7 separate regions of the Mus musculus genome follow, and all the other regions are linked to region 1. A link is a loop called in an ENCODE intact Hi-C map of the cell type or tissue named here. Cell type or tissue: heart. All regions are shown on one strand. Region 1 holds the start of Igfbp3 (insulin-like growth factor binding protein 3). Region 2 has its middle 7.4 kb from the start of n-TDgtc10. Region 3 has its middle 69 kb from the start of Gm36720. Region 4 has its middle 250 kb from the start of Gm27393. Region 5 has its middle 67 kb from the start of Gm36653. Region 6 has its middle 360 kb from the start of Gm27393. Region 7 has its middle 140 kb from the start of Gm36720.

Evidence for each region. Peaks named below come from ENCODE experiments on the same cell type or tissue, not always from the same donor. Only the 100,000 strongest peaks of a DNase experiment are listed, where the experiment ranks them.
Region 2: a loop joins it to region 1, with 15 times the contacts of the local background. A loop is called at or near these places in 6 of 42 quality-filtered maps.
Region 3: a loop joins it to region 1, with 7 times the contacts of the local background. A loop is called at or near these places in 5 of 42 quality-filtered maps.
Region 4: it touches region 1 in a loop (4-fold over the local background); 17 of 42 quality-filtered maps call a loop at or near these places.
Region 5: a loop joins it to region 1, with 7 times the contacts of the local background. A loop is called at or near these places in 15 of 42 quality-filtered maps.
Region 6: a loop joins it to region 1, with 10 times the contacts of the local background. A loop is called at or near these places in 24 of 42 quality-filtered maps.
Region 7: it touches region 1 in a loop (13-fold over the local background); 21 of 42 quality-filtered maps call a loop at or near these places.

What each region holds. Positions count from the first base shown.
Region 1 is chr11:7,213,773-7,217,772 of GRCm38, forward strand. Igfbp3 (insulin-like growth factor binding protein 3) reads right to left here and starts at 151. Exons shown (of 5, transcript NM_008343.2): 1 at 1-151. The coding sequence starts at 18. It overlaps Gm36565 (a long non-coding RNA gene), which reads left to right and starts at 3,325. Exons shown (of 5, transcript XR_872239.3): 1 at 3,325-3,409. In heart, CTCF peaks have their summits at 1,163 (motif pointing right) and 2,104; a DNase peak (open chromatin) is centred at 209; H3K4me3 peaks cover 1,165 bases; H3K27ac peaks cover 464 bases; H3K27me3 peaks cover 584 bases.
Region 2 is chr11:7,860,379-7,864,378 of GRCm38, forward strand. No RefSeq gene overlaps it. Among named protein-coding and RNA genes, the nearest start is that of n-TDgtc10, 7.4 kb to the right of the region's middle. In heart, a CTCF peak has its summit at 2,410; no DNase peak of the experiment used is centred here.
Region 3 is chr11:7,495,968-7,499,967 of GRCm38, forward strand. No RefSeq gene overlaps it. Among named protein-coding and RNA genes, the nearest start is that of Gm36720, 69 kb to the left of the region's middle. In heart, no CTCF peak of the experiment used is centred here; a DNase peak (open chromatin) is centred at 2,084.
Region 4 is chr11:8,135,963-8,139,962 of GRCm38, forward strand. No RefSeq gene overlaps it. Among named protein-coding and RNA genes, the nearest start is that of Gm27393, 250 kb to the left of the region's middle. In heart, a CTCF peak has its summit at 1,584 (motif pointing left); no DNase peak of the experiment used is centred here.
Region 5 is chr11:7,335,892-7,339,891 of GRCm38, forward strand. No RefSeq gene overlaps it. Among named protein-coding and RNA genes, the nearest start is that of Gm36653, 67 kb to the right of the region's middle. In heart, CTCF peaks have their summits at 2,115 (motif pointing left) and 2,316; no DNase peak of the experiment used is centred here.
Region 6 is chr11:8,243,541-8,247,540 of GRCm38, forward strand. No RefSeq gene overlaps it. Among named protein-coding and RNA genes, the nearest start is that of Gm27393, 360 kb to the left of the region's middle. In heart, a CTCF peak has its summit at 2,306 (motif pointing left); no DNase peak of the experiment used is centred here; H3K27me3 peaks cover 302 bases.
Region 7 is chr11:7,566,340-7,570,339 of GRCm38, forward strand. No RefSeq gene overlaps it. Among named protein-coding and RNA genes, the nearest start is that of Gm36720, 140 kb to the left of the region's middle. In heart, a CTCF peak has its summit at 2,352 (motif pointing left); no DNase peak of the experiment used is centred here.

The DNA.
Region 1 (4,000 bases):
GGGGCGCGCGGGATGCATGGCGCCGGGTGGACGGCTCGGTGGAGGGGAGCGGAGTGGAGCACGCGGGATGAGGCGGCGGGATGAGGCGGCGGGATGGGAGCAGCGAGCAAGCAGGTCCTCAGCGCCCAGTCGCCGCTCTAAGCTCGCATCTGGGCAGCCCGGGCGCGCAGGCCGATATATAGAAGCCGGGGTGGCGGAGGACACGCCCCGGAACGGCGAGGGTGGGGGGTGGGCCGGCGCAGGCTCCGCTCCGGGGCCCGCGCCTCCCGACGAAGCGGGAACGAGGACGGGGGCGCGCTGCGCGCGTCTTCACCGGGCACCTGCTCTCTGTGCGCACGCCCTGTATCAGGGCCACCTCTTCACGGGTAACCACAGGCGCTCCAGGCCACCTTGCGTCTCTAGAGTCCCAGCCACTCCAGGGACTCTGGTCTTCTCTTCCTTCAATGACTCCCAGCCAATTTGGCGTCCCGGACCCTATAGCCCCTCCCCCTGGATGGCTGGCTAAGCTGGCCTTTCCAGGGATGGTTTATGTTTGGGAAGCTGGCCCGGACCCATTCAGCGCCTGTGTACTTTGTAAAGTTCCCGCAATGGAATTCCTCGTGTAGGGTATGCTGTATTAGGCATTTCCCAGCGAGAACGCGCAGATCACTTTGAGGTCTGGAGAACCTTAGAGCTCGAGGTTTAAATCTGCACCACGGGCCACTTTAGCTCCCAGAGTCTCAGCACCGCACAACCTCACGCTGACAGCTATGGGCGCAAAGGATTTGCTTTTCAAGGAGGTAGGGACTCAAAATACTCAAATACGTCGTTGCACTTTCCCAGATAGGAGTGAGGACAGTTTTTTTCTTTTTAAAGATGAGAAGTTCCTCTAGTTCTTGTTTGGGAGAATCTTTTTAGCGGACGCATCTGCGTTAAAATAACTACTGAGACACTGAAGCATGCATGATTAGTAGCCAAGCAGCCCTTAAAATGAATACTGTTCACAACGAGTTTTAGTCATCGTTGGACCCCTATACCAACTTCTGATGTGCTCCAGTGCAGACTGGAGTTCTTGCTAATCCGTTCATTCTGACTTGAAATCCAGGCGCAATAGCGCAGCTATTGAGTTCTTTTGTACGAGTCTCTCCAAAGTCTGCACGCTCCTCCTATAGGTGACCAACAGAGGACGCTGGTGGTCCAGAATTGAATCGACAGACTTCGCGGTTTATTTATTTATTTAAAACAATTCGTGGATGAGTGGTGGGAACTTGAGAGACCGACTTGGAAGGAGACTTTCCTGGATACTCTTGAGTTGTTTACCATAGGCTGGGGAGATTGTCTTTGGGGAGATCTGTGCAATTTTATGCAGGAAGCAAATTAAGACGACTTCCCCCACATATCCCTCCGTCTATCATGTATATCTTATCTGGTGAAGTGGACATTCATCCACCCGTGTGTCTTTACATCTCCCTGTATCTGTGGCTCTCTCTACAAATTTATATCCCCTTTAAAAAAATTATGTCTTAATTTTAGTAAAATTTAGTTCTCCCTTATTTGATACTATAAATAAGAATGATAAAATTTTGGACCTTTACAAAGAAAAAAATATGAGACCCGTGAAGGCCAGAGCTGCCAAGACACAGCACCCCCAGTTTTTGCATTATTCCTTCCTCATAGAGTTTAGGTCGTGGCTAGAGTTAACACAGTCTACCAGAAAGTGTCCCAGTTGTTCCTTCTTTTTTCCCTATGTACTAACGCTGAAGAACAGGGCCTCTGACTTCATTGGAAAATTGAAAGAAAAAAATCCCCTAGGGTTACACTTGTTCTTTAAATAACCACAGAGACCTTGACTCCAAAATTAGAACAAGGTTTAGTATCAAAAGTGATTCTAGATGTGGCAGGCCTTCTCTCTGTTCGATACAATGTTACCCACAGAAGCAGTCCAGCACTTTTACCCAGATTTATCATCAGGCAAGGAGACAGGGGACGCCTAGAGTGAATGGCTTCTTGGAAAAGAGAAATCAACTTGGTTCTCTTCACAATAAACTGAGTTCTTCCATTCTTCCTTTGCAGTTTGAGAAATGGGCGCTTGCTCCACCCGGGACTCCTAGGGGGCGCCAAAGCGCCAGGCCTCCACCCGAGTTTACTGGCATCTTCGAGATTGCACAGGATTGGTTAAGTGTTTTATATCGACTGTCATCTCATTTATCATGAAATCTTGCACCAGCCAAGTACATCCATGGCACTGACATGAGGGGAATTTTGTTTTAACCTTTAGCTGTTTTCTTTTGACAAAACTTCAGGGCACCCTTTCCCTCCACCCAAATGATTATTTCAAGAAGGATTTGGATGGGAGAAAATGTAATTTTATGTTGACATGCTGGCTAATTATGTCAAACTTTAAAACTGGTGTTTGTGGTTATGAGTGTAGCATGTACAGAGATGTGTTGCTCCCCTGGGATGGTACTGGGCATTCAACTGTGAATAATGAGAGTGGGCAGGAATCTCACCTTTGTCTACCATATCGGTCTTTCCTCTTCTGCTCAGGGCTGGCCAAGCAAGCAGAGAGCCTCAAGACCTTAGCACTGTGGACAGCAGGCTCCAGATATCTCTCAGAATGTGACTGGCGTGGCTGTCATTCCTACTGACCATTCCTAGCCTTTGGTTAGAAGGTGCAGACTCCCAGGGGCAGGTGATGCTGAAGATCTTTGTTTCCAGGACTCAGTGTGACTCAGCCTAAAGCTTGAGAATTCCCTCCAGGGACAGGTGGTGACAGGAAGCTTCATTTTCCTTCCCTCAGGTCATCTGCTGGCTGAACCTCCCAGAATTACATAGTCCAGACTTTATAGGGACCATTAGCTGCCAAAAGTCATTACCACTAATAGCACTGCACTTAACTTACCCGAAGAGCACCACTAAGCCATGTACAAAGGAGACACAGGCAGTCCAGAGGAAGTCAGCAGAGACCAAAGGCTCATGTGCTGTGTAGCCAGAGAGAGCAGAGGGGCCTCACAAGTGTTGTTATCCCAACAGAGGAAGGACAAACCTACTCAGGTTACAACAAGCTTCAGAACAGCATTGCTGGCATTTGAGTCTCACAGAGCAGAGAGGCCAGCAGAAGGGGCATAGGAGCATAGAGAAACACTTAGAAGAGACAGTGTTGACCTTGCAAAGTGTACTGGGGAGTAGGTGGGATAGAAGAGATGGCATTGGAAAGAGGTTGGGAATCTTCAGAAGTAGTGCTGTCTGGTTTGGCAGAGGTTGTGGTGGTTTGAGTGAAAATAGCTGCATGTATGCCTGTGTGAGAGTTACAGTCAGTTGTGATATGCTGGGATTTGAACGCAGGTCCTCTGGAAGAACAGTCAATGTCCTTCACCACTGAGCCATCTCTCAAGCCTCCACAGCTGGGTCTTAATGTGGTGTTCTTAAGGTAGGAGCAGGGGCTGTCTTTGACTACAATTGCCTGCCTTTGTATCCTTTTCCCCTCACTGGACTACCTTGTCGTGTCTAGCCTCAGTAGAAGAGGTTCCTAGTCTTACTGCGACTTGATATGCTAAGGCAGGTTGATATCCATAGATGGCCTCCCTTTTTCTGAGAAGAAATGGACGAGTGGTAGATTTGGGGAGGTGAGGTGAGAGGGAGGGTCTGGGAGGAAAAGAGGGAGGGGAAGCTACAATCAGGATGTAAAGTAAATTATTATTAATTTAAAAAAGAAAATGGTCCCATAGGCTTGTTGGAGTAGGTGTGGCCTTGTTGGAAGAAGTATGTAACTGGGTTTGGGCTTTGAGGTCTCAGAAGCTTAAGCCAGGCCCGGTGTCTCTTTTTCTGATACCTGTCTGTCCAGATGTAGAGCTCTTGGCTCCTTCTCCCACACCATTTTTTCCTGTATCCCATCATGCTTCTTGCCATGACAATAATGGACTAAACCGCTGAGCTGTAAGCCAGTCCCAATTAAATGTTTGTCTTTATTAGGGTTGCTGTGGTCATGGTGTCCCTTCACAGCAATAGAATAGTGACTAAG
Region 2 (4,000 bases), 650 kb after region 1:
ATTTTATTTCTAGTAGATAGTGCTCAAAATGTAAATAAGATACAAACTAAGGAAAATATCTGAAAAACAAAACCAACCAAACAAACAAATAAACTGAAAAACATGAACCTGGGAGAAAATCATCACCAACAAAAACATCAACAACAAGAAAATTTGACGAATTCTTACAGATGAAATTGAGAAAACACATAGCCCATTTTTAAATGGCCTATAGAACTACATAGATATCTTTTTTTTCCATTTTTTATTAGGTATTTAACTCATTTACATTTCCAATGCTATACCAAAAGTCCCCCATATCCACCCACCCCCACTCCCCTGCCCACCCACTCCCCCTTTTTGGCCCTGGTATTCCCCTGTACTGGGGCATATAAAGTTTGCAAGTCCAATGGGCCTCTCTTTCCAGTGATGGCCGACTAGGCCATCTTTTGATATATATGCAGCTAGAGTCAAGAGCTCCGGGGTACTGGTTAGCTCATAATGTTGTTCCACCTATAGGGTTGCAGATCCCTTTAGCTCCTTGGCTACTTTCTCTAGCTCCTCCATTGGGAGCCCTATGATCCATCCATTAGCTGACTGTGAGCATCCACTTCTGTGTTTGCTGGGCCCCGGCATAGTCTCACAAGAGACAGCTACATCTGCGTCCTTTCAATAAAATCTTGCTAGTGTATGCAATGGTGTCAGCGTTTGGATGCTGATTATGGGGTGGATCCCTGGCTATGGCAGTCTCTACATGGTCCATCCTTTCATCTCAGCTCCAAACTCCGTCTCTGTAACTCCTTCCATGGGTGTTTTGTTCCCAAATTTAAGGAGGGGCATAGTGTCCACACTTCAGTCTTCATTCTCCTTGAGTTTCATGTGTTTAGCAAATTATATCTTATATCTTGGGTATCCTAGGTTTGGGGCTAATATCCACTTATCAGTGAATACATATTGTGTGAGTTTCTTTGTGAATGTGTTACCTCACTCAGGATGATGCCCTCCAGGTCCATCCATTTGGCTAGGAATTTCATAAATTCATTCTTTTTAATAGCTGAGTAGTACTCCATTGTGTAGATGTACCACATTTTCTGTATCCATTCCTCTGTTGAGGGGCATCTAGGTTCTTTCCAGCTTCTGGCTATTATAAATAAGGCTGCTATGAACATAGTGGAGCATGTGTCCTTCTTACCTGTTGGGGCATCTTCTGGATATATGCCCAGGAGAGGTATTGCTGGATCCTCCGGTAGTACTATGTCCAGTTTTCTGAGGAACCGCCAGACTGATTTCCAGAGTGGTTGTACAAGCCTGCACTCCCACCAACAATGGAGGAGTGTTCCTCTTTCTCCACATCCTCGCCAGCATCTGCTGTCACCTGAATTTTTGATCTTAGCCATTCTGACTGGTGTGAGGTGGAATCTCAGGGTTGTTTTGATTTGCATTTCCCTGATGATTAAGGATGTTGAACATTTTTTCAAGTGCTTCTCTGCCATTCGGTATTCCTCAGGTGAGAATTCTTTGTTCAGTTCTGAGCCCCGGCATATTCTTTATTTACATAAAAACATGCTATTCCTGTTTCTGCTTATTTTTCCTCTTTCATTTCTTTCTTCAGAAGAATTTTCCAATCCTTTCAGAGTCAATGCTTTTGCAGGTTTAAATAACTAGACTGGTAAATTTACACACACACACACACACACACACACACACACACACACAGAGAGAGAGAGAGAGAGAGAGAGAGAGAGAGAGAGAGAGAGAGAGAGAGAGAATGTGGTTTGTCAGTCACCCGCATCAGTGTTAGAAAGGCAATTTGGACTGATTTGATTAGAGTGTTGTCCTCTCCATTCCCATGAGAAGCATGAAAATCAATAGCACACCATGGCCTATGACCTTGATGGAGTCAGAATCTTCCAGGCAGACACTAAAATACAAACAAATGGGCCAGGCTCCATAGGAAGCAGAATAGTACTTTGTGGGGGAAGAGTGTTTAGAAACTGAGAGTGCTTGGCAAGTCTGGAGGAGGTAATAACATTAGAGCATTCGTGCAGGAGAAGGCTATGCTGTAGCTGTGAGAAGATGGGTCTTAAAAGAACCATATAGACTGAGAGAGCATAGACAGATTTTCCAAGAAGTTTACTTGCTCAGGCAGAGTGAGCCTCAGGGTGTCAGGCAGATAGGGTGCCAAGACAGTTCCCCTTAAAGAAGCCACAGGTTCCAGCATGTTCTCTAATGGGCAATATCTATTAAGAAAGAAGTTTGGGTTCAGGCCAATGGGAGGGCTACTGGTTTCTAAGAAGGTGAGAGAAGAAGGCCAGTGAGGAAGGCAGCAGAGTTAAGAGTTCTCTATAATACTGTTTTAGGAGGAGCCAGTGTCTGTCATCCAATGCTGCACCACAGATGATCCTGTTGTGTGGCCTCTGAGCACCCTCTAGGGTCCAACTAGTAAGAAGGCAGAGTTGTCTCAGTGGAGCTGACCAACAGGCTGACCAGTGACCTATAAAGTCCTAGAATTGTCTTTTGAGAGGCACATTGAAAAGTTTCACCAGAAGCTACTAGAAGATTCTAGGTACATGATCACAAATATGCAGGTCTAGAAGCCTATCCTGAAGCCTTAAACCCCCTGAACTGAAGATACAATGAGACATGAGATCCAAAGAAATTCCCCTGGATGTGAGATGGCAAAGTTTAGAGGGAAGGATGCACATCCATGGCTGACATAGATGGCAAGTGCTAATGTACTTAAGCAGCTGCAAGATGGAAAAGTTATCAATCCCTAAATGCAGGACCACTCAGGAGGTATGGGGGCCATCAGAAGGCAGGGACACCTAGGGGGGAAACATCAGTAGGGGACTTTGTAGAAAGGAAAAGGTGTGACAGGGTAGTAGGCTGAGGCCTTCTTGTTTGGGCAACTGGGAACACTCTGAGGTTAGATGTGTCCCTGGTCATCTGGCACTAGGCCACTGGTGGTTAGGGTAGCCAGTGTGAGGGAGATTCACAAAGGAGATGAGGGGCATGGGCTGGTAGGTTCCCCCACAAAAAGCAACATTAAAGACAAATCACTTACTGTCTCTAGAAATTGACTACTACCAAATAGAATGGTCTCGGGAATTAATGAAGCCGAGGCAGTAACACTGTCAGAAAAAGTCTATCTGTCTGTTCTGTGTGGAAAGAGCTGGGGGCATCACAATAAAAAGGACATGTGCTTGGGGAGGCAACCCTAGAGCTGTGGATGGATGTATAAACTTGAGTTGTGGGTAGTAAAGAGGGTGGTGAGAACTTTGTGATTGGGCGTGGACTTTGAAGCAGGAACTGTGGGGTCTGCTGGATATCTGTGAGTATGAAAGGAAAGTGAGTGCAGGAAGCCAAATGACAAGGAAGTGTCAAGAAGAGGAAGAAGCAAGGACACCTGCCTGCTTCCCGGAGAAATGGGAGAATGGTCCATAAATTCTTGTTTTCACCCACAGTGAATACAAGGGTGACTGCCCTGCTTGCGTCAGAGATGCTGTGCTCCGTGCTGGTTCTCAGAATTGAGACTTCAAGGTGACATCAAGATTCATACAATGAGCAGGAAAAGACGTCCAAGGCAGGATGCAACCAGGATGTGAGGAAACTGCTAAGTTATTCTGAGGTTTATATTTTCCCTCTGGAAAAGCACATTCCTGGGAACACATCAGCACTCTGGCAAGAATGACTGACTTTACTGCACAGCCTCAGAGGCATTTCGCTCTGCCCTGAGCCCTGGGAGCTGCAGGAGAGCCCTTCCCCCAAAGATGCCTCCTGCACCAACAAACTAGCTTCTGGGCTAGGTCTCCACAGTCCTGTAAGAAGTGACAGGCTTGAGGGGAAAGTTCATTGGTGAGTTCCCCCTGCACCCCCCAGCACATGTCTCACATTGTTCGCAACCTAAAAGGCCCTGAATATGGTGTCCTGTCCTGGTGCTCCTTGGAATCAAAAGTCTAAGAGTGTTTCCGAGCTGAGCACCGTAATGCACTAGAGTCATGAAGCAAGGCAGGACTGACAG
Region 3 (4,000 bases), 280 kb after region 1:
TAACCACTTCAATAGTACTTGACATATCTTGTTTGTTAATGGAAGAAAACAAGATAAAACCAGTATCTTATTGAGACAGCAAGCATAAGAGGTATCTTAGCTTGGGATTTCCATTTGGTTCAGGGTTATGTGCCCACTTCCTATTTGCAAAAATGCACTTTACAGATTAGTTCCTTCACCGCCACATACTGTGCACACACACACCCTCTCTAAATAATGCACCTCTATATTCCTTAACTGTCTGCCAACTTGTATCAGGCTATACGTTCTCTAGTTCCTTAACAATCATATATATTTCCCAAAGCCTGGAAAGAATAAAATATAGACAGTTTGTATTCATGTATATGCCGAACATAACCTGGTATGAACTGGTTTTGAGTGCATATGCAGTAAAGCAAAACCATATGCTCTTAGAACCTTTTAGAGAAAACCCACCATTTATCACCTTATACCTATGCATAACTGAGAGTGCATATGAGTAAAAGCAGATGCATTGTGGGAAGGAACATGCACATCAGAGAGGTGAGTATATAGCTAAATCTGGCAATAAAAACAGAGAACCACCCAAATTGTAGGCCATTAGTACCCATCTCTTCCTTTCTTCAGCTCCCATAAAAAGAAACTCTGAATAGTAATACGTACACTGGGGTGCAATCACATTTGTGACACCCCCATCAGTCTAGACCATATATCTCTATTTAATTTGCACTGTTGCTTCTCTCCAAATAAAATTACCTTGTTTCTTTTATAAGTCTGTGTGGACCTTTATTTTCAATTCTTTAGTAAAAAGGCCAAGAACATTAAACTCCTAGATTTAGATCCTCAACTATCAGTAACATTACCATACCTGGAGTAAATAAGAAAGTAACCTCCCTATATAGTTGCCTTGCCAGGGTCATGACAGGGACACCTAGCTGGTAAAGGAAACTTCAGTAAAGTCCACAATTTATAACCTGATGACCCATGTGCCAAACAGCAATTGCTTTCAATACAAAGAAGGATGACATGGAAAACTATGCTAAAATGATCAGATGCTGGTGAAGATGTAAGGATTGAGGAATGTGCAGATGCCGCTGGTAGGAATGTAAATAAGCAGCCATTATGAACATCAATGCGGTAGTTTAATAAAAAACAAACAACAATAAAGCAACCCTAGAAACACTCCTAAGTATATACCCAAAGGATTCTAAATCAACATGCCAAGAGGATACTCTCATTATATCCAACTTCAAAGAAAAGTGAAATTACATTTGTGGAAACGGTTAGAACTGGAGATTATTATGTTAAACGAAACAAGTGACACATAGAAGGACAGCTATAAGAGTCTAGATATCTGTGTGTGTGCACATGTACAAGAGAGAGAGTGAGAGAGAGACAGAGACAGAGACAGAGAATATGAACACAGAAAGAAGACCATGGGAGGGAAGGGAAGATCTAAAAGGAAGAGATAATGGGAAAAGGAGAGGAGAGCAGTGACCTGAAAGAGAAGGAAAGACTTTAAGAAGGAGGGGGGACTGACAGGAAACAGAGAAGGGACACAGGCTACCAGTGAGCAGCAGATAAGAAGACAACAGAGGGGCTAGATTTATACTCTGTGAATTCTTTACTATGGAAGTAAATGCATGAGGAAGGAGAAGCCCAAAACATGCTTCAAAAAGAAAGGCTGCCAATCTCCCAATTTTAGCAGAACATAAACTAATGGGCTTCGAAGCACCAAAGGAAGCTTGATTGTGACACACCTAAGGAAATCCATCCCAGAGAAGATCATAATCATATTTCTAAAAATAAATCACCAAAAAATACCGCAAAAACTGAAAGAAAACAGCACCTAGAGTAGACAATTAAATTCACATTTTAGAAGATTTCTCCTCAGTGGTCACAGAAGCCAGAAGGAAATGACAATATTTTTCAAGTGCTGCAAAAACCAACTCTCGAGCCAGAAATCCCTTCATGGGAAATATGCTTCCAGAGGGGAGGAAATGCAAAAGTTCTCACCCACAAGAAAACTAAGAATGTCACTCACCGTGCGACCTACCTTGTAAGAATGACTTAAGGAAGTTCTGAAAATAGAAAAGAAATCACAAACCCGGATACTTGAACACCACTCTCTACTGAGAGCTCTAAACAATTGTGGGAAGTGAAGCAGAACGTGGTGCTGTCAAATGTGGTTCTAAGTGCACCTTACATGACTGTTTACCACATCCATGTTATAATGACGGGATGAAGGCTAGAAAAAGACCAAAGACATTGGGTTTCTAGACTTTACATCACAAGTGATATAATGGCACATAGAGACTGTGATGTCACGTATATAATATGCAGAAAACTGCTAAACATCTTTAGGAAAGACTATGGAACTGTAATTCTTTAAAAAAAAATACAAACAATAAAACTAGTATACATAGAAGTGCAAGGAAAAGAAAGCCGAATAACAAATAATAAGAGAATAGACAATAAAATGAAATTGTGCATTCAAGTCTTAACTTCTCACCCAGGGAATTATGCACAATAATTTCAAAATAGTAGCAAGAGGTCAAATTTCTCAGACTATAATTAAAACATGAGCCATTGGTAAACTCCTTGCAAACTCCTAGTGATTTTAAATATAAATATATCAGCAGTTAGAAAAACAGTACACACAAAGGTATATCGTGTAAATAGTGAAAGAAAGGGGTGACTATGGAATATAAAATAAAGCAGACATTAACGTGAAGGAAACTACCCATAAAAAGAAGAGTGCTCTACATGATAAGTAATCAAAACAAAATAATTATGGTAAAAGGGCAGGCACACCAAGAAACTTAACAGCTACAATTTTCACACACACACACACACACACACACACACACACACACACACATGAGCTGATAGAGATAAAATGGGTACATACACAGTTATAACTAGGAACCTCTGCAAACCCCTCTGTAACATACTGAAGAAATCAGAACATTATTAATGTCACAGAAGCCGTTACACTCCCACATAAAAGTATCCAGCCCACCTCAAAGGAAGAAAACACATTCTTTCCTACTACTGTGGGAAACATATCAAAATCAAGATGATATCCCAGACTACAACATACATTTCAGCAATGTTAACAGAGTTGAAACCAGGCAACTTATTCTCTAGCCACAGTAAAAGAAAACAAGGTCTCTACAACAGAAAAACAACATGAGAGTATACACCTGATTAAATACTAGCTAAATTTTAATTCATCCATGGATTGTTCAATATGGAAATCCCAAAGAAGGTGTGGTGGTTTAAATGAGAACGGCTCCCAGAGGTTCGTGTGTTTGAGTGTTTTGTCCCTATTTAGTGGAGCTGTTCAAGAAGGATTAGGAGATGTGGCCTTTTGGGAGAAGATGAGACTCGCTGGGAATGGGCTTTGATGTTTTAAAAGCCCACCTCATGCCCAGTCTCTCTCTGTCTCTCTGTGTCTGTGTCTGTGTCTGTGTCTGTGTCTGTGTCTGTGTCTGTGTCTGTGTCTGTGTCTGTGTCTGTGTCTGTGTCTGTGTCTGTGTCTGTGTCTGTGTCTGTGTCTGTGTCTGTGTCTGTGTCTGTGTGTCTCTCTTTCTCTCTCTGTCTCTCTCTCCCTACTGCCTGTGGATCAGGATGGAAAGCTCTTACCTATGACTCCAGCACTATGCCTTTCTGTTCCCCACTAGATTAATTCTCTAAAGCTGTAAGCCCTAATTAAATACTTTCTTGTATAAGAGTTGCTTTGTTCACAGTGTCTCTTCATAGTAATAGAACAGTAACTAAGACAGGAAGCACACTGAAAAAAAATATTAAATTGAGTTAAGATGAATGCATAATACATCGAAATTTACAGAATACCCAAACAATGTTGATTCTTTTTATTACTTAATGAATACCTTAAGAAGAATTAAGATCCTCAAATCGATTACATAGTAATGAGAAAAACAAAGACACCTGAAGGTGGATATATCTTTAACAAGAAATCAATAAAATTGACAGTTTCTAAGATGGTTGATAAAGG
Region 4 (4,000 bases), 920 kb after region 1:
GCAATGGAAATGTTACCAAGACATCTTTGGAATGTGAAGGAGCTAGAGAAAGTACCCAATGAGCTGAAGGGATTTGCAGCCCCATAGGAACAACATTAATATGAACTAATCAGTACCCCCAGAGCCCCTTGGGACTAAACCACCAATCAAAGAAAACAAATGGTGGGACTCATGGCTCCAGTTGCCTATGTAGCAGAGGATGGCCTAGTCGGTCATCAATGGGAGGAGAGGCCTTTGGTTCTGTGAAGATTCTATGCCCCAGTATAGGGGAATGCCAGGGCCAGGAAGAAGAAGTGGGTGCTTTGGTGAGCAGGGGGAGGGGGAGTGGGGGAGGGGGGTTTTGGAGGGGAAACCGGGAAAGGGGATTACATTTGAAATGTAAATAAAGAAAATATCTAATTAAAAAAAAGCACACTTCTTTCTTCAAGCAGCACAAGAAATACTGAAACCCATTCTATTTCCTTTCCCCACTTTTGATATCTTTAATAAATAGTGCCCTGCCTTATGCTATTTCCCAGAATCCAAAAAAGGATTTGATAGAAATCTGTTTTTGAAAATCAGACTAGACTATACATTATAGGGGAGGGATGGTATTGGGATTACTCTAAGTCCACCTTCATTTTATAATATCTGCCTTATAAATAAGACATTGCAATGGTCTTGGGTTAGACCGTGTATGTAAAACCATAAGGCTTCTCAACAAGAGAATAGAATAGTATAGCTTTGGTGACATTTTCAGAAAAAAAAAAAAAAAAAAAAACAAAAAACAAATAACCTGGATTTAAAAAAAAAAAGCAAGAAGAATGAATGGAGTAACCTATGCCCTTTGAGCAGATTTCAAGCACACATTCTGTGCAGACTGTAAGCAAGGCCACTGTGCTCTCACTGAGAGTCCAGTGGTCCAAAGGACTTGGCACATTCCAAGCATGGGTCTGTTGATGTGCACCTCTGAACCAGTACAATGTGAAGGGAAGGCAGACGCACTGCAGTTTCTCAGCTGAGACTTCCTGGAGCATTGAGAAGGGCCCCGGCACTTTGAAGACTAAACGTAAAACTATAACTAAGCCTTTGTAAAATGACTTAAAACCGAAATAAAAATAAAGCCGCAAGGTGTAGCCACCCCATTGGTCTGTTTCTGATGCTGAAGAAAATGTAAGAACTTAGAGCAATTTCATAATCTAATATTTTTTAAGCCTAAAACTTGCCACAAGAAAAAAGTGCAGCACAAATTCTCAGTAAAATAAATATAAAACATCATTTCATACATTTTTTCTGCACATTACTACATCACTAGTTCACAAGACAAATGCATAAAATTATTGTATCCAGTATTAAACAATCACGTATGAAATGATCAAATATTTAAAAATCATGCTGTTAGCAACTAAAATTTAAAAATGGGTTTCATTCAAAAGTACCTCAAATTTTACAAGTGAGGAAAATTTCATTAGTAGTTTAGTTTAAGAACATAGCAAAATCCTCAAAGAAGCAAGTTTTAACTGTAGAATATTTGTTTTCCTAGGGTGGAGTTTGCTGCACTCAGCTGGGTAGCAGATACAAGGAGTCTTATGCCTCTGTCGCCATCAAGTGGAGGATATACTCAGTAAGTGTCAATGCTCCCACGCCCTAGAGCTCGAAGGCTTCCTGACCAGCTGGTCAGCCTTCTCTCCTGAGCCCAGCATGCCCTGCCCAGGTACTGCAGAACAAGAATCTACAAGGATATTGTAGACTTTCTGTGGGTGTAGGCATGTTTCTGGGTAGCATCTAGCAGAGCTTAAGTATGTAGCGATAAGTCTGGACCAGGAGCCAACAACCTGGTTAAAAATGTAAATTCTGCAAATAGAAATGCACTGTAGTTTTGTTCAAAGTGTTCTGGTTTTGACAAAATAGTAATGCTACATAACGATTCTATGAACATGGACTTTCATTTATGCTGTGTGCACCCACGTGGGGGTACACTATAGCAATCAAGTACAGCTTTGGGGAGTTGTGTCTCTTTGTTCACACTGTGAGTACCAGAGATCAAACTCAAGTCCTTAATCTTGGAGATGAGTGCCTCTCCCCACTGTTCCATCTTGCTGTTCTATATATGCATTCATATATATTTTTAATAAAAGTAAACTCCTGGCTGCAGCCCAGCACTGACTCTGAGTCTGACACATAGCCCTTGCCATTGTAGCTGTCATCTTTACCCAGAATTCTCCTCTCAATCACTTGTCTTCTCTTCTAAGAGCATGGTTTGGCTTCTTTGTTATTGTTGTTGTTCATTTTATCTTTTGTTGTTGTTTTGTATTTCAACATGAGAAGGAGACCTATAAATTGTCTGTGGTGAAGCGAATGCTCAGCTAACCAGGTCTTACTTTCCAAAACAGTGATGGTCAAACACCAGAGGGAAAACAATTCCATGACGTGGAATGTTAATAAAACCAGAAAGGTGTCTCTTTGAGGTCATATACCAGCCAAGGTCACTGTGTCCCCTTGAACCATGACTGAAACCAAAAAAATGATAAGCAGGAGGCTTCTCCTTCATGTAAAATTCTAAAATGTTATGGCAACATTATGTACAAAGAATAGGGAACCGTGAAAATTTCTCAACAGCTGGCATAATCCTTCCCCCCTATTGTCTTTGTGAGAAAATATAACATTGATTCCATCCCAGAAATGACCAGAGGAAGGCAGCTGCCAGTTCAACTTGACAATACATGGGTGTGTAGCACCTGGCATGCCCTTCACAGTCGCAGAGAAGATAGACACGAGGAAAGCTGGACGGATGCAGTCTCTGGGAGACCAGAGGGATCCTAAGTATCTGGGAAGTTCTCAGCAGTGTCTTTGGTTTTGCTGCTGACTGCTTTTAGACACATTACCTTTTAACAAACTTTGAGTAAGTTCAACTTCTGAGAGAAGATCCAGAAACTTGCCCACAAGTTTTTTGCCCTTCCCCCAACCCAGGCCACAAATGAAAGAAAGAGAATAAGTTTAAAGTGAAAATACAACATTACAGCAAGCTCACACATAAAATGTATTTGTAAATTGTCACCTACATATTCTTTAACCTAATGACTATCCCCAGCCCTCTCTGTCTCTTCTCTAGAGTCTGTCTTGATTCCCTCCCCTGCCTAGCTCTGCCCAGGAAGAAGTTCCAGAATGATGGTAAGGTTCCCCACCTGCCTACCTGGCTCATGGCACTATAGAGCCCTTGAGATATCCATGTGTAGCTTGAACATTTGCTCCAGGGTGCTTAGTAAGGTATACTACTGGCCATCTGAAAATACTTTGTATGATGGAAGGGAGGTCAGAAAAGTCAGGCACCAATCCCAGCATTGTCATTGACCATTTTGGACCACACAGTCAGTCTATCAGCTGCAATGTGAAAGAAATCCCCAAAGAGTAACTCCAAGACAAAGTAAAAAGAAAACAAGTTTAGTAGTTGAACCTAAATTGCAAGCCTAGACCTTCCAACTAAGAACTGTTTTGTGATTATAAAATAGAAAGAAAACAGTTACAAGAATTGAAGCTTTTTTGTGTAGGTGACTTTCACATCTAGATGATGCCCTTGAAGCGATAGTTAACATTCCCTCTGCTCTTCATTGTGATTCTCCCACTCTCATGGTTCATCAGCAGGCACAGGGAGCAGAGACATCGAGTTGGGGACAGAGTTCAGAAGCCCTGTGAGTCTATACAGTGAATAACCACACTGGGACCAGCTATCAGGAGGCAGGTCAACTTTATTTAGGGTGATTCAAGGCTTATGAAGTTTTGGGGGACCAAGGGTAGGAACATCCAGGATAAGCCAAGGTCATTGGATGAGTGCTTACAGCACCTGAAATGCCTGATGAGCACGGAGACACATTTCAGGAATCTCAGGTGTTAGCTGAACAGGTTTTACCAGGACAAAGGGAACTGGTCCTGTAATCAAACTGAAGGTGCATGGCATTCCTCAGATAAAGGCATATTCAAAGGCTTAGAATTTCCAGGACAAGGAGAAGCCCCATTAATGAAA
Region 5 (4,000 bases), 120 kb after region 1:
GCAGGCCAAGATTTTGGAGAGATAATGGTGATATCTGCTCCAGTGTCAACTACTACTCCAATCTCAATATTGTTTACTAGTATTCTTAGCTTGGGCCTTTGGTCCTCTACAGAAGTTTGCCAAAATATTTGGTTTTGGCCCCCTTTTAGTTGTTGTTGTTTTTTTTTTTTTTACTATTTATTTATTTATTTATTTATTTATTTATTTATTTATTTATTTATTTATTATGTTGTGTATAGAATTTGCCTAAGCCTTCTTATCTGGTTTCACACATCTGTTATCAGAGTGGTGGTGTCTAATTGTCCTGAGGAAGAGAACTCTCCCTTCCTGGCATTGGGGCCTGCAAGAGCCCACCTCTACCCCCCCAGGGAGCTTTTTTGGCAAAATATTTGTCCTATTTGTCTGTTGTTGCTCTACATTACCTAGTCCAATGCCAACATTTGTCATATCTTTTATATTTTCCAGAAGGCATAGGCTCCCTTTTGGGATTAATTTGGTTTTCCCTGCAGTTCATTTTAAGGCAACTCTGCTTACCACAATTAAAACATTTGAAAATTTGGGTCATCTCAAGGCCTCTAAGTGACAGCTTCTCCTATTAAGGTCATTTCAGGCAAATGAGGTCTAACATCAATTGTATATCTAATTCACTCATCTATTGATGCTGACCTTGCTTTCAATGAGCTGATTACTTCCTTGAATTCAGCAAACACATTTTTTAAAAGTTAAGGATTTGATTAGTGTCTTTCTTACTGACATACTCCTTACCATAGCAGAAGTCAATATTGCTTTTGCCATATCCTTCCATTATTGGATTGTTATTCTATTTTTAATAGCCCAAGAAGTCAGGATTTGTTTTAAAAGGGGCGTATGCATTCAAAAATTAATGACACTTTCCTTAAATATTTTCAGTTCTAGCATATCTATGGGTTGCCATTCAATTTCCTGATATCTCTCTGTAGATGGTCATCATCTGGTGGTCTTTGTTGTATACTAACTAGATAAACTAAAATTTGTTTTTTAACAACTTTTGTTTGGCTTTCTCTAATTTTATCTTCTGTCTCTGAGAATTTTCCCATGCTTCATATCTATCCTTTTGCTGCTCCTTCTGTTTTATAAATTCCTGTATTCTGTGTTCAAGGTTCTGCTTCTATAATTCAATTTTTATATTGTAATTCTGATATTCTGCTGTCTATTTTATTCTGATTGGTTAATTTTAAGAGGTTCTCCTCCAAGCCTTGCTTCCAATCTTCATTATTTTCTCTCTGCTGCCCAGTCTGCTCTGTGGGCTGTTGCATCCTTTGTTCTATCATCTTTTCTAATTCCTGTCTCCAACCTTCATTCTCCTTTCTCTGTTGCTTATCATGACCTAGAATTTCCTGTGCCTTTAGTTCTGTTTCTTCTAGGCCGTGTTGTCAAGTCTTAGATTTCTCTTTCTGTTAATGCTCCTTTATAACTTCCTGTATCTTCTGTTATAGGCCCTTAGTAAATTATCCTCTAGACTCTGCTTCCAAATTTTAACACTATTTCTTTGGTATTCAGTCTGATCTATCAAACTCTGTGTTTTTTTTTTTTTTTTTTTTTTGTTGTTGTTCTAATAACCTTTCTAGCTCCTGTTTTCAACCCTCATTTCCATCTCTCTGTTGCTTATCTTGACATATATAGTCATGTACCTTTAGTTCCAGTGTTTCCTCTAGGCCATGTTGTCAAATCTTAAGTTTATCTCTCTGTTACTCAGTCTCATCTATGAATTTTTGCATCTTTTTTTTCTAGCATCTGTGCCAGCTCTGGTCTCCAACTTTCATGGATTTCTCCTAATCCCTTTTCTAAGGCTCATAGTTTTTTCTTTTTAATCTAGGACCCTGTCTTTTGAGGATACATTGCAAATCAAGATACTCAATATTGTAATAACAGTAATTGACAAGGTATCTATTTCCTTTAAATCCATCCCTGTTGAATCATTCTAAATATCATTCCATAAAACCCAAAAGGTATTTTTTGTGTTTCTTATTTTTAAGTAACACACATGTCTATGTCTATATCTATATCATCTATATATATCTATATATTTATATCTATAAATTTATATTTCTTATAACTTGATCCAGGGCTTTTTGTAACTTTGTCTCCCTCTGCTGTTTGATTCAGAACACTGCAGTCTTCCTCAATTCTTTTTTTTTTTTTTCCTCAATTCTTTTATTCACAGGGAGAAGCTAATTGTAGAAAGACCCAAGGCTTCTGTGTTTCTGAGCTGGTTTTCTCTCTTTTCATTGGGTTGTAGTTGGCAGCATGTGCACTTATCTCAGGAAGCCTTGAGTGCAAGCAGTTAGCACCACATGTCCTGTTTAGTTGTGTGGGATATGGGGAAGTGAGCATGGAAAGGCTCCCTTGGGTGTAGATGCCCATATCAGCCTGCAGGCAGTTGTGTTCCAGGGTCCCCTATCCCTCCTAGGCTCAGGAAACCTGCCACTGGAACTTCCCAAGTCCCATCTCAGGTTGGGGTGCTGCCCCTGATTGCTGTGGTCTGCCTGGGACTTGGGGAGGGAACCTCTCAGCACCTCTCTGTAGATCCCTCAGACCCATTCAGCTTTCAATCCACACACTGCTTCAGCCTTAGATTGCAGCCCCAGTCATTTATTTGGGGACTGGGATGGACTTTTATTTCAGGTTAGTTGTGTTCTAAGCCCCACTTTGGGCGCCAATAAGTTGCAGTAATCTTTCAACACCAATAAGCCCATATAAAAACACACAATCCAGTCATTATATTTATAAGATATATGCCTATATTGGGCACGTCTATCACTATCCTCACTTATTTCCCAGTTGTGAGACCCTTTGCTACTTGCAGTTTTTCCTGGCCACGTGGTTCTGCTCTATTGCTCTATATTGGCTTCCATCTCTCTCTCTCTCTCTCTCTCTCTCTCTCTCTCTCTCTCTCTCTCTCTTTCTCATTCTTCCTCCCCACTCTGAGACCTCCAGTTCTACCTTTACCATACATAAGCTAGAGCCCTATTTGATCAGTTAGAATGAGGAGAAGGTTCAGTGAAATCACCTGAGTATGTGATGTACTCCTTGTCAGGGGCATCCACTCTTGAGGAAGTAGAACTAACATCAAAATACAAATAGCACCAGGGAAATCCACAACATCCTCCTCTTCCTCCTCCTTTTCCTCTTCCTCCTCCTTTTCCTCTTCCTCCTTCTTCTTACATTTCTCTATTGCTTCTCTTCCTCTTCCTTCTCCTTTACTTGTTACTTTATCTTCTTGCATTTCTCTATCCCTCCTCCTTCTTCTCCTTCTTGCACTTCTCTATTTCCTTGGTATAAATGCTCCACTGTGACTGATTTTAAGATTTGAAAGCACCAAAGAGTTAACAATAAAACAAAACCTTAAATATTTAACATTGACATTTTAAAATTGTGGCATGATGGCAGCTTACTCAGGTGTCCCCACCAGTATTTTGTGCATTTTCTCCAGTAGGCAGGTAATTTGGACAAAAATTAAGTAAAAAAATTCATAGTTAATTGACACCACACATCAAATGGACCTAATGGATATCTATTGAATATTCTCCCGAAACATCAAAGAAAATACATTCTACTCTGAAGCCCATGGAAGTTTCTCTAAAATAAACCTTATCCTGGATAGCAAAATAAATCTTAACAAATTCACAAAGATTGAAATAACTCCATATGACCTATCTGATCATAGTGCAATAAAACTTACAGTTGAGAGCAAACTAATCTCTAGTAAGTATTCAAAGTTATGGAGTTTAAACAGCTCATAGCTGAATGATGAATGTGTCAAAGAAGAAATCAAGAAAGAAAAATTTTACTGAAACTATATGAAAATAAAACACACACACACAAAAAAAAAACCCTCCAGGACACATTGAAAATTGTCCTATAAGCAAAATGTATAGTTCTATGTGCCTAAATTAAAAAGTCAGAGCACAAATGACTTAATAATGACTCTTAATAGTTTAGACAAACAAGAACAAACCAA
Region 6 (4,000 bases), 1.0 Mb after region 1:
TAGATCCTGTGCTCTTTTTACAAGACAAAGGGTAGAACGCAGAAGTATCCTAAAAAGTGAATGCTATATACCTCTAAGACGTGACCAGATGAGGTGCCCCATCTCAGACCAAAGAGAAGGACAATCACACTGCATCTCCTCCCAAGGGAAAGTGGCTTGGGCCCCAAATAAATTCAAGGGGCAAATGCAGGAGATAAATGCAGGAAGTGTTGGGCATTAGCTGTAGAGCAAAACTCCAAGATAACAACTCACTCAAGAAAAGCATGCCCCCAACACCAAAACAAAGAAGGAGTTGGGTACTATGATAGAAAAAAACGCAGAAAAGGAAGAAGTGTAAGGGAGTCATCTTTCAGGTCTGAAGGGTGTGTGGACATCCTGACTTTTGACAAGTTTTCCCAGCCCTGTGACTTACAGGGCAGTGACCCTCTCTGCACTATTTAACCCTGTACTACAGGTGTCTGCTCTCCTCTGTTTATCCTCACTGGTGGAGAGGCATCTCTCTACTATCCCGTCTGCCTCAATGGAAGGCATAAACCAGACCTTAATTGCAAGATATTGTCAGGATAGTGTGCAAGAGCCTGGAGCTCCTGGGTTAGTAGACAATAGGGTGGATGGTGACATTACATTGCCCTCTGACAACCTCAGCTTCATTGCACACGTGTCTTGAATTTCGTCCAGAAAACCCACTTCTGAATTCAAGGTTTTGAGTGTCTGATCACAGCAATCAGATGAGTTTTTCAAAGCTGAAAGACTACATAGGCTCTCCAGCAGAACCCAATGTTTTACCTTCTACAGAAGAATGGATGGCAGGGTTGCTTGCAGTTTCCATCTGCACCCCAGAGCTGACCCTATGCCACAGCTCTCCAAACCCAAATCCCACTGGGAGAAAGCTGGTCTCCCAGGAGTACTGAAACACCTGAGAGCACAGGTGAGACCACCACTTCTGTTCAAATACCTGGCCCAAGAGAGACCTACCTGGAGCCCTCAGGACACAGGAACCAAGGAGCAGCAGCCTGGAACAGGATCTTTCCTGTTTCCATCTGTGCCCAGAGCTGACCCTGTGCCTCAGCTCTCCAATACTCAAATCCTGCCAAGAGAGACCTGGTCTCCCAGGAGTGCTGACACACAGGCTTACAGGAGGAACAAGCCACATTCAAAGACAGCAAGAGCAGTTAACACCACAGATAACCAGATGGTGAGAGGCAAGGGTAAAAACATAAGCAACAAAAGCCAAGGCTACTTGGCATCATGAGAACCAGTTCTCCCACCACAGCAAGTCCTGGATACCCCAACACACCAGAAAAGCAAGACTCTGACTTAAAAATCATATCTCATGATGATGATAGAGGACTTTAAGAAGTACATGAATAATTCCTTTAAAGAAATACAGGAGAAAACGGGTAAACAGGTAGAAACCCTTAAAGAGGAAACTAAAAAATCCCTTTAAAATTACAGGAAAACAACCAAACAGGTGAAAGAAATAAGCAAAACCATCCAGGATCTAAAAATGGAAATAAAAACAAGCTAGAAATTATAAAGGGAGACAACCATGGAGATAGAAAACCTAGGAAAGAGATCAGGAGTCATAGACACAAGCATCACCAACAGAACACAAGAGACAGAACAATCTCAGGTGTAGAAGATACCATAAAAAATACTAACACAGCAGTCAAAGAAAATGCAGAATGCAAAAAGCCCTTGGTTTTGTGAAGGCTTAATACCCCAGTGTAGAGGTAGGGTGGGTGGGGGAGCACCCTCATAGAAGCAGGGTAAGAGAGGAAGTGATGGGGGTTTGCAGAGGGGAAAACGGGAAAGGGGATAACATTTGAAATGTAAACAAATAAAATATCCAATTTAAAAAAAAAAAAAAGAAAGAGTGGGTGGTAGAAGGCATAAATTAGACACATCTAGAGGTGGGCAAGTACAGTGGACACATAGAAGATACCCAGCCAGGAATGTCTGGAGTAAGAAGAGAAGGCTCGGGTGCTCATCAGGAACAGTGTGGTGGCACCAGGATAGTAGGCTGTTAGCATGTTCCAATGGGCCTTAAGCACAGCACACTGACAAATACAGGGCATGTAGAACTGAGAAAGAGATGGAAAGAATAACAAAGGAGAGGGGCTTAAGTAGAGCCCGATTTCAGAACACATAAAATGGAGAGAAGTTTTACCCTGATTGCTATATTTTAGGGTCAGGACACACATTGGCAACCAATCTAAGACCTTCAATCATCTCAAAGCCCCCAGTGAACCTTATGCTCAAGTTGCAGAATGAGACTCCACACTCAGACAGCACCATCTAGTGGTGATAGAATGTCATGTGCTAACCCTTTCTCCTGTATTTAAAAGTTTGGAATTTTAAAAATTTAAGAAATACTTTTCTAGTAAATAATAATAATTATATATATATATTAAATAAGACATTTTGCATCTAACTTTGTGTCTGGCTATGTTAGCCACGAAGGTACATAAATAACAAGAAAACAAATGAGGACTTAACCCCCCCCCCCAAGTCACGAATTTGCCCCTTGGGACGGCTGCTTCTCACACACTAACTCTCAGGTGTGGCCCTGGAGATATCCAGTGCTTTCCAGCACCTCTGCTTCCCTCTGATCCTGAGTTCTCCCATATGGCTTCCCCAGTAACATCATTTTCTTAAAGAATGTGGGGCTAACTTGGGGCTGCATTTGGAATCTCAGCTCCGAAGTCTTTCTCATCTGAAGAGTGGCGGCACCATTGATGGACTGTATGGGATGACGAGAGACAGTGTTTGATCCAGGAGAAGTGAATTCACAGTCTGGATTTTATAAGAGACTTCCCTAGAACTTAGAGTGAGACATGTGTTTAGTAGCATGTCTTCTATACATCGTTCAGAACCTTAAACTCCCATGTGTGGCTTCATCTTCTAAAAGGCACAGCGACATCTGGTTCATAGACTACAGTGAAGATTAAAGCACAGCTCGGAAAAAGAGATATCTGGGACAACGCACACAGGGCATGCTCCTTACCATACTCAATTCTTTATACAGAAACCTCTTCCCCAACATCCAAGGTCTACCGAGCTCTAAGGCCATCTGCACTTGCTGATACCATCAGCACAGAATGTATTTCAAATGCATTCTTCTTGCTCTTCTTGGATGGCATGGGTCTCAGGGGCACAGAGAATCGTGAGAATGACTTCTGCTGAGGACTAGGTGATGGGAAGAGGCAAGTATTCTAAATGGACACTAGCAGCTTTCTATAGAAGTCTCCTTCCTTTGACAGCTGAAATGCAGTTACAATCCCACTCTCTGCATTGGATACTCCCACCCAAGAGACGTCTCCAACACTCTCCACTTGCTGGACACTTGCTATGGTTTGCAGGAAAAGAGACTCAGAAAAATGTGAAGAGCTCTTCACCTCCATTGCAAGCCTGTACTGCTGTTCATGTCTTCTCAAGATTCTTTGAAGGTTTCAGGCTGTGACCATGACAGGACATTTTGAAGAGTTCTCTATTCCTCTACTGCTCTGAGAGACACCAAGATACTAAGGGCATAACAGCAGGTTTCTCGTTAGTCACGTGTTTAAATGAACAACTTACTGGTGCCCTAAGCATCTGTACCCTACCAGGCCAGGAACACCCTGAGCTCTATCCTCACAGCAGTTAAGCATTTGTAAGTCTCATCTGTGACTGTGGTACAGTCCTCATTACTTCAGGGTACTTCTGGCAAGCCACCCTGCTTAGTGCTTCTGTGACTTCTCAACATACATTCATATGTATGCAGACATAATAGGTTGCTTATGCCTATATAATGAGACTAGTTCCAGACTCCAGCAGTTTATGGCATTATACTAACAAGGCAGTGTACATATTTAAGTTAGAAACTCTCCCCATGGTGTTAAAACTGCACACAAAGCCAGGTGTAGTGGCTCACACCCTTAATCCCAGCATTTAGGAGGCAAAGGCAGGCAGATCTCATATTTCTCAGCCAGCCTCGTCTACAAAGTGAGTTCTGGTCTCC
Region 7 (4,000 bases), 350 kb after region 1:
TAATAGGAGAAGGAGCCAGTGGCAGACAAGCATAGGAATAAATCACAGTAAAAGTAGAGGCAGAAATAGGGATAGAAGGTTAAGTAAATGGAATTGTTTGAGGATATATGTGTAACTATCTGGTCCACAGGAGATTATGCGTAGAGTTTTGGTATTTCTCTGGGGAACAGGTCTGTGGACTTAATGTCAGTCAAAGACTGACAATATTGCTATCTACATTATGAAATACTTCCAGTATCATGGTGAGCCCAACTCCAATCCTGCATCTATGGCTCAGGGAATGTTTAGGAAAAAAGGGCAGGAAGATTTGAAGAGCCAGAATATCAGGAAGTCTAATGTGAAATAGTCTCACATAGAAATGGCTGCATAAGCAAGAGCAGAAAAATGGAAATGTCAAAGACATGCTAATGCAGAAGAGAAAAATCTCAAGGGGCCCAACACCTAGACAACTATACAAGACTAATGATTGCTGAGAGAAGAATTCTATTTCAATTAAAAACATATTTTTTCAAAAGCAAGCTATAATAAGTACAATCAACCCCCTGTAACTACTTACAATAGAGAACACTGCAAACATGTCACACTGTGCGGCTGAGCTCTGCTGAATCCTTTCTTTCTAGAGGAAGGCACTGCCCTGAACTGAAGAGCATACATTCTATGCAAGGCCTCTGACAGGGTCAGAGGTGGTGCTCACAAGTGGAGGGAGTCCAGCAGTGCAGGGAATGTGCAGTGTGCATTGTAGATATGGCCAGCAGCAAGGTCTGGAGACAGATGCAGTCACAAATGGTACATAAACTTGTAAACATGAGAAATAATCTTGTATGCTTTTTTTTGTTCAATAAAGCAATCTACATATGCTCTTATAAGTTTTGTTTCTGAAATTGTTATATCCATCATATTCTTCCATGCTATTGCATGGACATTTTTCTAACTCCTTCAAAGTTTTCTCATGATTTTCATTCCTTTCCATTGAAATACGTGGACTGGGGGGGGGGGGCACTTATTTTTTCTTGCTTAGAGTGTTCCCAGAAGGAAAACATGCCTATTTGCTGATGTTGACTTCAGATACTGCATTGGGATATTGTTTCCATGTGTTGGTATGTAGAATATCAGGGTTGTATGAATGTTTCTTATTTAATGAGATCTACTAAATTCCTCTTGAGTTTCCAGAGCATCAGAATGATGTTAGTATTTCCTTGCTCCATATTGGAGCCATACTTTCTTTTTGCAGAATTTCTTACCTGTTTTGCTTATGTGTTATGAAGTAGTGTCACATGGTAACAGAATTCCAGCTTCTGAGTTCTTACCAAGATTAGTTCTGTGAGTGGGATGGACACTATGGTTTCCCTCTCTTCTGGGTGGATGGAACTTCAGTGGAATCCAGTTTTCATTGTCACGAAAACCTAGGAAGAAAGGGATAGATATTGTGTCATCTCCTTACCAAGGGAAAATACCAAGACATGAGGTTTCTCACACATACACTCTCACACATATTCAGAATAATTTTGGTATGTGTCGCCTGGTCTCATTTTTCTGCTGTGTGTGAAATTCTCCCTCACTCACCTCTTCTAAAAGGCATTATTTCATTGATCATAAGCTCTAAATCACCTGTGATCAGTAATGGTTCTGATTGCTCAGAGGCTGTTCTGTATATACCACAACTCAAAGGCAACACATAGCCAAAGAATTTATTAGAAACACCAGTAAGTTTGGTATCAACTTGCCTCTAATTGATTATAATTGGACCATGCATTTTAGTGTACTTATTCAGGTACAAGATCTGTTGAAACAAGCACACTTGCACTCTAAGTTGCTGTACATGGAACTTTATACTGGAGAGCTCAAAATGGAATAGAATCAAGAGTGGGAGATGGAAGGAGGGAGAGAGGGAGAGAAAGAGGAATAAGGAGGTAGAAACATAGGAGGCAGAGAGGGAGAGGAGAAGGGAAGAGGGGAGGATAGAGGGGTAAATGAAAGGAAAGAGAGAGAAGGAAGAAATGTTGCTTACACATTAAGATTACTGGATGTTAACTTTCATGCTCATTTGTCATTTTCTCAACGATGGTACCTAGTCTGTAAGATCAAGAGCATATTCTTCCTTCTTGTCTCTGAATTGATTTACTCCAGCCTCATGAGCACTATTCTTCCCCTCCTTGACTTTTGCCAACATTTGATATGATGATGCCAAACTTGTGCAGAAGGAAGGTACAGTGGTCCATTCCACCATAGGACCTGGTACTCTAATAGCTTTCCAAGTCCAGAACTTTGAGGAAGACTGGGCATCTAATAAAAGTGAGGACCACCTGTAGCTTTGGAGGGTCATTTTGGTAGAACAACACTGGCACCTAGTGGCATGTGTCATGGAAGGGAATGCCTCTGAATACAGACACATGCAAGAGTGCAAAACTGAATGAACACCTCTCCCAGATTTCAGGCCCTGGGTGGACAGTCTTGATAGGATGCTTTTCAGTTGCACAAATTCTCACGATGGTGGGTGCATAGCATGTATGCTGCATTACCTCACAAGCACACAAGTACCAGTTTATAAACATTAGCTTTTGCAGAGTGATTGATCATAGAAAAAGTCCCATTATTTCATCAATGATCACAACCATCCTGTCTAATATGGTAAAAATAAGTACAAGAAGGAAAACTCAAAATCAAGCAGACAACTTTCACTATCTTAGAGAAACTTATAACCTAATTGGTCAGAAGGGACATTCATCTTTGCATCCATACCTTGTAAGCATAAATCATGACCAGGAAGGTGGCATGGGAGGTCAACACACTTCTCTTACAAGCTTGGTGACCTTGGTTTTTTTTCCCAGAGCTCACATCAAGGTGACTAGGAAAATCAACTCTACAAAGTTGGCAACGTTGTTTTCTGACCTCCACATATATAGTGTGGTGGCATGCTTGCCAAATGCATGATATACTTGGGCACTCCACACACAATGTACCCCCCACTCCCCCCCACAAATGTAAACTAAAACATAGAAGTCTGAATGACTCCCTGGTTCCCATGTGAAGTGCCTTAGGTGGAAAAAGAAGCAGGCAGACTGTGAGTATGCAGTCCCCTAGCAGAAGGGAGTCGAAGAGTGAGTTTCTATCCTTCAGAGGCAAGCAGGTAGGTGATGGCTTCTGGCAGGGGTTTAGGGAGGGGAAGGATCAATTTCATTTAAGGGGAAGGCTACTGAGAGTTTGGCCATGCTCCAGTGAGTGTATAGAGGACACAAAGTGGACTTTTTTATTTTTACTTTTATGGGTGTGGTCTTAAGGATGGGGTTAGATATGGAAGAACTGGAAAGTTAATGTGATCAGAGTGTATGCTGTGAAATGCGCTGAGAATTAGGAAACTCATTCAGATTGAATAAAGGACTGACACCGACAACCCTCTGAATGCCAGAGAGAAACCCCTGTTGGGTTGCAGTGAATTGAATTGACTCATAAAGCTCTGTACTAGGGAAGCTGAAGCAGAAGGATTATGAGTTCCAGGCTAGCCTAGGGTCAGTGGAAATTTCCAACTAATGTCCTTAAAACCAAACAAAAGCCAGAAAAATCATTCCAAAATTCAGAAACACCCGATCAATATGGACAGGCATTGAAAGGAGGAGCAAGGATGGAGGATGTTATAATATTACAGCCTCCAAGTCAGAGAATATTCGATGCACATGGAGGGAGTCCAAGGTCACTTTTACCAACTATGATTCAGGAAATGCGTGGAAGCACCTTGGTAGAGGGTGGGAGTGGGTGAACTGAAGAAGGGCCCCAGGGTTTGTGGGTAATAAGTGGGGCAGGCAGCTGGAGTACGTTTCCAAGACAGTCATAAGTTCTTTAACCTGTCTATGACCTGCTACAGGTTTCCAGGACCCCTCTGCTTTCACGACGACTTCTTTTGTGAGTGAAGGGCAACTCCACTGTTGCCTCCAGTTCTAGCAACAGCAATTTCCAAAATCTCTCTCGTTATCAGGTCATGTGAATGAAAGTCTGGTGAAGAGAA